Linked DNA regions of Mus musculus: regions 1 and 2 are each linked to region 3. Evidence: chromatin contacts called from ENCODE POLR2A ChIA-PET data. All regions are on one chromosome and are shown on one strand. Each heading gives the region's core, a stretch centred on a gene start or an enhancer-like site at or near the end of the contact. The rest is flanking DNA. Distances are from core to core; before and after follow the strand shown.

The links. ChIA-PET counts read pairs that join two places held with the same protein, here RNA polymerase II (POLR2A).
Region 1: POLR2A ChIA-PET joins it to region 3 with 11 read pairs in embryonic stem cell. The contact joins the promoter of Gdf15 here to the promoter of Rpl18a in region 3. POLR2A ChIA-PET finds 5 or more read pairs at or near these places in 4 of 5 experiments (Patski and embryonic stem cell).
Region 2: POLR2A ChIA-PET joins it to region 3 with 12 read pairs in embryonic stem cell. The contact joins the promoter of Ssbp4 here to the promoter of Rpl18a in region 3. POLR2A ChIA-PET finds 5 or more read pairs at or near these places in 2 of 5 experiments (Patski and embryonic stem cell).

The regions. Positions count from the first base shown.
Region 1 is chr8:70,630,098-70,633,794 of GRCm38, forward strand. Gdf15 (growth differentiation factor 15) reads right to left here and starts at 1,998. Exons shown (of 2, transcript NM_011819.3): 1 at 1,236-1,998; 2 at 1-77. The coding sequence starts at 1,515. It overlaps Gm34154 (a long non-coding RNA gene), which reads left to right and starts at 2,466. Exons shown (of 2, transcript XR_870495.2): 1 at 2,466-2,758.
Region 2 is chr8:70,606,591-70,609,976 of GRCm38, forward strand. It overlaps Ssbp4 (single stranded DNA binding protein 4), which reads right to left and starts at 1,724. Exons shown (of 18, transcript NM_001372473.1): 1 at 1,535-1,724. The coding sequence starts at 1,590.
Region 3 is chr8:70,895,925-70,899,332 of GRCm38, forward strand. It overlaps Rpl18a (ribosomal protein L18A), which reads right to left and starts at 1,519. Exons shown (of 5, transcript NM_029751.4): 1 at 1,435-1,519; 2 at 209-388; 3 at 1-121. The coding sequence starts at 1,452.

The DNA.
Region 1 (3,697 bases), core at 748-3,247, 270 kb before region 3:
GTAGGCTTCGGGGAGACCCTGACTCAGCGACGCCCGGTTGACGCGGAGTAGCAGCTGGCCGTGGGACCCCAATCTCACTGCAGAAGAAACCAGAACACCGGTTACTCATGTCCTTAGGGTGTGCCAGGCACAGATGTGCCCCTGTGCAAATGTGCCACTCCCGCCGACCACAGGGTCTGCACAGATGTCAAACATAGGTCTCTCAGTATAGCCCTGGCTGTCCTGGTAACTCTCCATGTAGGCCAGGCTGGCCTTGAACTCACAGATATTTGCCTGTTCTGTGCCACCCCTCACCCCCACCCCAAACCCTCGTGCTGGGATTAAAGACGTACACCGCCACCTTCTGGCTTAAAGTTGATTTTGCTCTTAGCGACAGAGATCCCTAAGGTCTGCCCTGCGCAGGACAGCATGGATCTCTCCAACCTTTTCCCAAGCCTCTGAATAAAGTGTTTAACAAACAGAAGTTGGTTTTCTTTAAAGCAGGGTTTGGTTGCCTACACCTGTCTTCCCAGAACTTGGGAAATGGAGGCAGAAGGATTGCCCTGAGTTTGAAATCGACCTGGGCTACAAATAAAATTTGGGGAGGTTCTCACTCTGTAGTCCCAGCTGGCCTTGAACTCAAGGCAATTCTGCTTCAACCCCCGGAGTAGTTAGGATGGCAGACATGCGCCACCACATCCAAGTGTAGCTTTGCAGATCTTTAGGGAGAGCTACAGTTCGCTTGGATTCACACAACCCTAGCGGATTTGTAAGGGGGCGTGACCCAAATCAGCCTGGGCCCGCCCTCAGCCCTGCTGGGTCCCAGAGCTGAGTCCAGTCCCCTGGATCCTCCTCCCTCCCATCCAAGCGACTGTCACTTGTTACTGTAGCAGTCTCTTTACAAGCGATTGCGTCAGATTTCCGATCCAGTTCCCGCAGGTTCTTTCCGTTTGGCTCCCAACCTGGCTCCTGTCCCTCCCTCTTCCCTCCAGGACCCTCTAACCTTCCCCCATGTCCTCCCCAACTCGAGTGCTGTGCATCTCCAGGAGCGACCTTGACCTCTCTGGACATCATTTGTCCAGCTCCGGTCTAGGGACGGTCATCCGTCCTACTCTGGCTGAGCCCGCTGCTGGCAGCTCCAGAGGTCACAGCAGGGGAAACTGAGTCTCGGAAGCTGGGCTGGGCTCGTGGACTTGAGTGTGTTGGTTGGAGCTTGGAGAGGGTGTTCCTGAAGTGGGTCCCTGGTTGCTACTCACCCTCTGGACTGAGTATCCGGACAGCTGGGTCAGGACTTGGTTCTGAGTTCGAGTCCTCTCGGCTCTGGTTGGCATGCAGCCGGCTCAGCAGGTCCTGGAAGCGACCCCGTAGCTCGTCGGCGTTGAGTTGGGACTCAGGGCCGGAGGGTCGCTGTTCAGGCATTGCCAGGGCGTCCCCCTGCGATGGCCATGACAGCAGCAGCAGCAACAGCAGCAGGAACAGCAGGAACCTCAGTTGAGAGCCGCCTGGAGGCTGGGCCTGGAGCGCGGGCGGGGCCATGTCGCTTGTGTCCTGAGTGTGTCTTTGAGTTAAGCCCTCTGCAGCTGCCTTTATACCCACTGGACTCTGTCCGCTCCGCCCCCGTGTGCGATGCCAACTCGGGTGACCAGGCTAATTCGGGCGGGAATCCCAGGGCTCCGCAGGGGGAGGGGGTGGGAGGGAGGGAAACCGCCGGGCTGGGACCTGAGTGAGGGCTGATCGTCCCCACAGAACATGTGATGGAGTCCAGACTGAAGTTCAAGTGGCTTCTTCCTTCCTCTTGGGACCAGGACTCTCTCCCTCTCTCTTTCCTCCTCTCTCCCTCCCTCCTCCCTCCACCCCCATCAAAGGTGAAGCCAAGGAAAACCTAGAAAAGGCAAGTTCAGGCAAGTCACCCCTATGCCTCAGTGTCCCAGGAGTAGACATTACAGCCGTGCCCAAATGGGCTGGGACATAAGGACAAATCAGGGACTGCACCTCTTCGGTGTCCTCTGTGGGACTCCTACCAATCCTTCAAAACCCTGTACGAACAGTTGTCGCTTCAGGAACCAGATTTACCTTTCAGGATGACTGGATGCTCACACGTGCCCTGCCCTGTGCCTGCCTCAGTATCCCCAGACCAGGGGTTCCTCTTGGGAATGGAGGGAAGAGGAAATCTGCTGCGGGCCTCCTTCCAAACAGGAGGCGGCAGGTGGCTGGAGGGGGTGGGCAGTTCGTCTCAGGCTCAGATAGAAGATGGAGGAGGAGGATGAAGGTGCCAGGAGCCCCATCCACGGTCAGCCTGGGCCCTGAAAGGGTAGTGGCTGTAGTTAGGGCCTCTGGGGAAGACAGGAGTGAGCAAGGAGGGGCACCAGGTGTCATCAAGGGCTCCTGCTGGGGTCCCTCCCAGTATTTACATACTGCTGGGTGGCCTCTGACCTGTGGGGTCACTCCAGGTTAATGACTGACTAGGGTTACTCCATGTCCCCCTGTGAAGACAAGGTAGGTGCATGGTAAGTCTTCACCCGCCATCTCCTTTGTCCAAGACCAGGATGACCCCCAGAACCCTCCCCAAACTGATTCCAGACCACTCCTCCTCAGATCCAAGCCCCACCCCTGATGCACTGCCCAGAACTACCTGTTTGCTCCAGGACCCTTTGCCTACGGGGGTGACTCTTAAAGATCAATGTGGAGAGAGGTGGCACCGCCCTTGGGATCGCAGCTGTGGGCAGTTTTGAGGTATCTGCACTCTGTGAGGAGGCACAGCATGGTGGCCACCTGGCCGGTGAGAGTGGGGTTCTGGGATTATGTTCATCTCTGACCGTTTTCCCCCAAATTTAAGTCTCAGAGTTGGATTCTCTGCCCTGGGCGAGCTGCTGATCTCCGAATCATATCCCAGAGGATAATACTGCAGTCTTCTGGTCCCAGGCCAGCCATTGAGCCTCAGTTTCTCTTTCTGTGAAAGGCTGCTGTGGTCTACATCGTCAGGGTAGGGGTACAGCGGGGGCCGGGGGTGCACGCTACAAATTGAGGGACTATCCCGCGGTCCCATGTGACCTTGGACAAGTTTCTCAGCCTCTCTGCGCTGCAGAGCAAAGGCCAAGGATCAGGATACAGCTGTCTTGCTGCGTGAGATGAGAGGTTGAGACAGGACCATCATGGGTCACAGGTGGGGAAACTGAGGCTGGGGACGGCCCAAAGTCTCTTGGGATGCAGATGGCTTCGTAGATATGGAGCTCGGGAGTGGGCCGAGCAGCTGCCCACTCCCACACGGGGAGCCCTGTGCGGTCTGGATGCTGGGACAGGCCTCGATGTTCTCAGCACTTCTGTACCCCACCTAACCCCACAGGCCGCAGACAGATGCAACCTCAGCCAGCCCAGGTTGCCTCTCTGGCCCTCGGTGTCTTCCTGTGATGGGTCCCAACTTTCCTAACCCACACAGGCCCCTTCAAAAAAGTCACCAGGGCTTCCTGTTTAGGATCCCACTTCGCCAGGCATCTGTGCCCCCTCAACACACACCCACTGCTGTGTGTGACCAACTATACCTTCAGCTTCATCCCGTGGGGTCACCACAAGTTGTGGTAGAGAACTAGAGATGCCCATGTGACCTGAGTACACAGTAGGAGCTCCTGTGCACCTTGAAATTCACACTCTCAGCTGCTTGTCGATAGAGACCCAGGCCTAAAGTCTCAGTCAGGTGTCAGGGTGTCACTTGGGGGTTAAA
Region 2 (3,386 bases), core at 474-2,973, 290 kb before region 3:
TTTGCACATACGGAGCCTATGGCCCACCCCACCCCCACTTCACTTTTCCCTAACAGCCTACCTTGAGGTTCCTGCGTGCTGTGTGGAATGACTAGATCCCCACTTCCTGGATGTGAGCTTCCTCTCACACAATCATCAACACCCACCCCCACCCTCACCCCCAAACTTAGCACAGGTCTGTGAACCATTCCCTAGAATGGGGACTTGCCAGGTATCAGGGAATCAGTCAGTCCCTGCTTCCCACATGGCCAGCAGCCCCATGCCAGGAAGGGTCACTGAGTTTACTGACCATAAATGAGTCCTAACTGCAGGCTCTCAGGGAGCCAGCCTTGCATGGCAGCCCAGTGACCCAGACTTCTCTGTGCCAGGTGATCTGTCCCCTACCCAGGGCTGCACTGGGCAACTCAGCCTCTAGGCAAGCTGCCCCCTCAGGCCCTGCTACAATCCAGGCCTCCACACTCACACCTCAAAGGTGAGTGCTGGGCTCCCAGCACACTTCAAACGTTCCCGCTTCACCTACTTCTCCACACAGGCACCTCGGAAAGGAAGGCCAGCCCAGGCGTGTCCTCACTGGAAGCTAGAGCACAGCCTGTCCACCTGGGCAGCGCACCCTGTATCTTCAATGTGGGGCGTCTAGAGCCAGACCCATTCTGGCTCACCTGGGACTCCGGGAGGTGTCCCGGGACCGCCATGGTCAGGCTCTGCACCTCTCTAGGCTTTGAATCCGCACCTTTGCCTACAAGCGACAGTGGAGTCCAACTTCCACGCAAACCTCCAAAACCCCAACACCCCGCAGGGCATTAGGGTCCGACCCAACCTCTTCAAATTTGCAGCCACAATGAACCCACGTGTCCTGTTTCAAATCTCCAGCTTGGATACTTGGGACTCTGCGGCCCTAAGACCTGAAGCTGTCCTCCAGTGCCATGGTCTCACAGCCAACCCCGAAAGCTCACACCTGTCAGGTTTGTGTGACCCCAGAACTCCCGAGGCCTTACAACCCTCAGATGCTGTGCCTGCCCTGGGCATCCTGTGACCGCTCAAGTCCTAACTCCTGATCTCCCATACACCACCGACTCCCTAGTGAGCCCCTGATCCTGCACCCGATGAACCGCCACGTGACCCCAGCAACCCCTTGGCTCTTGTTTGACCCATTGATTTCCTGTCCCCTCAGGTATTCTGAGACCCCAAGCCCCCTTGGAGCTCTCAAGCTCATGCCCATGCCCTCTATCTCATGTGACCCCCCCACCAAGACCCTGGAACTCGAGTACCTCAATATATTCTGTCCTTTGTGTATTCTGTGACCCCAAAGGACCCTCAGGTCTCGCACACCCACAATCACACACCCTTCTGGTCTCGCGTGACCCCATGAGCCCCTTGATCTCGTGTGTACCCCTGAAATCCCGCACCATTTTGATCTCCAGTCACTCCCCGATCTCCTCGGGATCTCCTGTGTCCCCCCTGAAATCCCGCACCATTCTGGTCTCGCGTGACCCCATGGTCCCCGGTCCCGCGTGGCCCCGCACCGCGCACTCACTTCTCGCGCGCCTGCCCGTCCGAGGGCGCGCAGCCCTTGCTCGCCTTGCCGTACATGCTCCGCACCTGTCAGGCGCGCGTGGCCATCGCTGCCCGCGCCCCGATCCCCGCGGCCATGTCCGCGCGGGAGCTCCGGCCGCGGGTGGGTTCTCGCCGCGCTGCCCTCCCCGGGCTGTTCCGGGAAGCGCGCCACCGCCACCGCGCGCTCCCGCCGCTCTTAAAGTGGCAACGGCGGGAGCGCGGGTGGGCCCCCCCCCCGCGCGCGCGCTGGGAGCGCGCACGCGCAGAGCCCGCGGGGGCGGCACTGCCCACCAATAGGCTGCGCACCAATAAGTACAGACTTCAATACCTCCCCCCAAAGATATTCAAGCCCGGGACGCGCTCCAGCAGTTGCTATTTGTGCAATTGGGAAGCTGAGGCAGGGGGATGGCCGCGAGCTCCAAGCATACCTCGGCTGCGGAGCAAGACTCCCAGTTGTACAGATCTGGGGGTGGGGGTGGGGTGCTGTGGATATCTCCGTTTCGACTCAGGAACTGCACTAGGCTCTTGGGCTCACAGGATATGCGCCCATGACATTCTACTCCCAGGACACTCTCTGCGAGCCAATACAGCGCTGCGGGCTGTGAGGGGCCCTTTTGAGAGAGTTTCATATAGGCCAGGCTTGTCTCAAACACATAAAACAGATAACCCTGAAATTCTAATCCTCCTGCCTCAGCCTCCCTAGCGTTTGCACGACAGGCGTGTGCCACTTAGCCTGGTCTGTGTGCTGTGCACAGAGCCCGGTTTTTTTTTTTTTGTTTTTTTTTTTATGCATGCCAGCGTTGTAAGGACTGAACCCCAGACCAAGCACGTTTTGTTTGTTTTTCTGAAAGTGTTTCTTAACGCGGTAGACAGAGGCAGGAGGATCTCTGTGAATTCGAGGCCAGCCTGGTCTATATGGCGAGTTCCAGGACAGCAGCCAATACATAGTGAGACCCTGTCTCAAAGTCGGAGTAAAAACGGTGTCTCCTGTAGCCCAGGCTGACCTCCAGCTCTCTACTTCACTAAGGCTCCTTGAACAGGTGGTCCTCCTGCCTCCACCTCTGGGTGCACGCTGGGAATGAGAGCATGCTTCTTTCCCCCACTCCAGCGCAGACGCACGTGTATAACACGCGGCCCCGTGAGAGCACGAGGGGTCGTGGCGCATGGGCGTCGGGAAGCATCCAGGCTAAGGCTTGCTATCGCTGCAAGTGTCCCCGGTTGGACACGACGGGTTTAGTGGGGACTTGCTGGAGATTGCGCACAGGTGGGTCGTCAGCACCCGGTGGCGCAGTCATGAGCTCAGGTTTCCTGTGTGAGTGTGACAGCATGCAGGTCACCACGGCGCTAAGTCTCGCGTGGTGTCCCTGGTGCAGGCAGATCCCCTAGCCCGGGCCTCCCCGCCCCCACCCTAGTGGGCGGGCGGGAAGCCGAGCCGCCGTGGTTCCAGGCGCTCAGGAAAGGCTGCCGGGGCGCGCCCCGCCTCCTCCCCCAGGGCTCAGCTGGGCCGACGCCGGCCTTTCCCATTTCCTGCTTGGCCCGCCACCCCCTCCCCCAGCTTCCTCTCCCCGCCGCGGGGCTGGCGACTGCTGGGTGCCAGGAAGGCCGTCGGTGCGCCTGGGCCACCGCGCACTACAGCTCTTTGCAGGCCCTGTTCTCAGCGAGACACAGAGAGGTTGCGAGTGCAGCCGGGAGGCACAGCACGCAGCTCCGAGTTTCCTTCCACCCTCAATTGTGTCCCCAAGGTCTGGAGATGCCCAGGACGCAAGGTTTCCCCTCTCTCAGCCACAAATTTTTGATTCAGTGTCTTCACCCACCCCAACCCCCGGAACTAT
Region 3 (3,408 bases), core at 269-2,768:
TGACTGCACCAGCAGTGGTCAGGTCCCTGTACTCCCGATACATGTTGTGTGTGCCACTGCGGGAGTCATAGCGCAGCCAGATGCCAAAGTTCTTCACACGCAGGGGTGACTTCTCAAACACCTGTGGGGAGTAGGGAGGACATGAGGAGTGCTGCCCTGGCTCTGATGGTACCCAGCGACCGGCATCCTGTGGGGCCCCAGACCTCACCTGTCCGCAGTACACAATTTCCCCGGATGACTTCTTCATCTTCTTCAGCTGTGACACAAAGTACCAGAAGCGGGACTTGGCCACCACATGGTTGGGTGCAAAGATTCGCATACGGTACAGTGGTGGTGTGTGGCATTTTGGGGTTGGCAAGCAGCGCCCCACCACCTTGTACTCCCGAAGCTGAAAGACATGTCAGGAGAGAAAGTTGTCTATGTGGGGGAGGGGTGTGGAGGCAGAGCCGGCCTGAGATTCAGTCCTCCCACAGGCAGGGGTGTCCAAAGTGGGCTCATACACTCGAGCCCAGTGTGAGGCAAGTCAGAAGGCTTGTGCTCCGCTACGAAGCTGCCTCAGGGTCTACATGTGGCAGGCTGCTCTGCTCTCCCTGAAACTCCAGGCCAAGATGGCAAAGGTGGCTCACGTCTTTAATCCCAGAGCAGGAAAAAGGCCATTTGTTCTACAGAGAAACTGTCTCTGGATTGGGACTAATTGACGATTCCAGACTAGCTTTTCACCAAGAGTCCGAAGGATTGTGTCCAACACACCGGGGCCAGTATGAGATCCGGCACCCTAGGCTACCGTCAGCCAGCCTTTAGAACTAGCTAAGGATGATTCTAGCGACGCTCTGCTTCGATTTCAAGTGCCGAGATAAGTGGCAGCAGGCTCGGTGTAGCCAGCGCTGGGGACAGGCCGCAAGCTTACCAAATGCTCTCTAAACCTAAGGCGGGCCGCGTGTCCACTCCAGTCTAAATAGACCAGGTTAGCTTTAAACCTCATAAGAGACTAAAACAAGCCAGCCGGGCGTGGTGTCACACGCCTTTAATCCCAGCACTCAGGAGGCAGAGGCAGGCGGATTTCTGAGTTCGAGGCCAGCTTGGTCTACAGAGTGAGTTCCAGGACAGCCAGGGCTACAGAGAAAACCCTGTCTCGAAGGAAAAAAAGACTAAAAGAACCACGGGGCTAGATTTGGCAACGAAAAGGAGTGTAACGCTGATATACACGAAAAGGCGGAGGGCCTTCCGGTGCACCCCGATCTAACCCGCTCCGTCCTCGGCCGCCCAGCACGCGGCGGCCGCCATGTTGGCCGCAAGGAGGCTGTGGGCGAGGAGAGCTGCCCGTAACCGCTGAGGGACCCTCGCGACGAACGCACCACCACCCCGGAGGACACAGCCAACCCGAGCGGCCCTGCCGCCAACGCCGCACCTTTTGCCCCGCCGCGGCCTCCTTACCGTGCCCGAGGCCTTCATGGCACTGCGCACTCGTTCACCGCCAGTCACAAAAGGAAGTGTTGTCTTTCGCGCAGGCTCTCACCATGGTCTCTGACGGAAGTCCCGCCCTCCTGATGCGGTGCTTCCATTGGGTACAGCTAGTAGCGGTCTAAGTTCTTGGCTTTTTTATTGGGTACCGATCAGCTACGTATAAGTCCCGCCTCTCTTCACGGAGACTACAGTTCCCAGAGAGCAGCGCGACGGGCCTTTGCAAGTTTCTCCCGGGACGCCCCATCGTCGTGCGCGAGGGATCCTGGGAGTCTACGCGTAATCGTGGTTCCTAGTTAGATTCCGGATTTTTAGTTCTCTCTGTCTCTCTCTTTTTTCATCTTTTTCTTCCCACTTTCTACATCATCCTTCTGTGTATCTACCCATCTATGACCCATCATCCATCTTTTTTATTTGCTTGCACCACCTTCGTGTCTGGTGCCTCGGAGGCCCGCAGAGGGCGTCAGTTCCTCAGTGCTGGAGTTAAAAGTTGTGAGGTGAATGCTGGGAATCGATCCCTGTATGTGCTCTTAGCTACTGCTGTTCTCTCTCCAGCCCCATCTATCTTTTTCTCTGTCATTAGTTTGGTTTGTTTGTTTGTTTTTTACTGTTTATTGAGATAATGTAGCCCAAACTAGCCTGTAACTCACTGTAATTCTCCTGCCTCTTCCTAGTTCTTGGGATGCTGGAGTGTGCCACCTGCCAGCCCACGTAACTATTTTCTTTATAGAATTGTATCAGAGCTGTGTCACTCTGTCTTAACTTTGTCATTTTCCTGGCCAGGTCCTGTACCTGAAGGCGACAATATCCGCCGTGTGTTTCCGCTAATGGCCACTAGGTGGCGAGCGCGTTTTTTGGCTCAGCCGCAACGCAATGCAATGCTGGGATGTGTGCTTCTAGGTCCCCCATTTCCATTGTGCTCAGGCGCATTCAAGTGTGATCCCTCAGTTTCCCCAGCCGCATTAACACTCCCCGTCCCATAAGATAGTTGTAAGATTTAGAAATTGGGCGTGGTGTTGCATGCCTGAGGTCTTACAAATGGGAGAGTGAGCCAGGAGGCTCAGGAAAGATGGCCTTGGCTACACAGAAAGATCTCATCTTACAGCCTTCCCACCCCAAAATAAACAGCTTAATAACATGTCGGTGTGCAATGGGCAGGCTAGGACACAGTCCACCTCTGCTGGAACACATTGCTCCAACCTGTGTTCTGGAGGCTGCTGAAGTGGGGTAGATACATTCTGTAAGATGCAGGACAGATGCTGGGGTGCAAGCTGTGCCCTGAGAGGGCACAGGGAAAGGAATGGAGAAACAGCTGTGTGAGGAAAAAGTTGGTATCCACAGGCCCAGCCTTAACCTTGGTCTGGGCTTTGATGTAAATTCAGAGTTTACAAGACCCTCAGCTGGGTGAACAGGACAGGTGCTGGCGGTTCAGTTTCACTTCCTGCTTTGCAGATGCCCCCCTTGGCCTCTCCTGAGTGGCGACAGGCTCTAGCCTTAACAGACCTCCTCTCCAAATGGCTCCTCTCCTAGGGGCTATGAAGAATCCCAGCAGGGCCACCTGTTGGTAAGACCTCAGGTTTCTGTCACAACAGCCCTGTCACCACAGGCTAGTGAGTATTCTGGACTTTGAGGTCCACTGACTGGCTTGTCCCCTGTGCCTTTGTTCTTCTGCAGTACACCTGTTAATCTGGGATCTCAGGCCACCTGCTTTTATCCCTCAGTCCCTAGGCAGAGATGTCCCTGCCTTAGTAACTTCAGTCCTGTGCCTTGCAGAACTAGGCAGGATATTGTAACCAGTCCTCAGACCCTAAAATGCCTTCAGACCCTAAACTACCTAGTACCCTGGGTTTCCCTTGTCTGCAACAGGCCTTACACTCTGAGGAGGAACAGACCCAGACATCTGATCCTCAGTACAAAGGACATTTATTTATCCCCCCAGGGACAAGC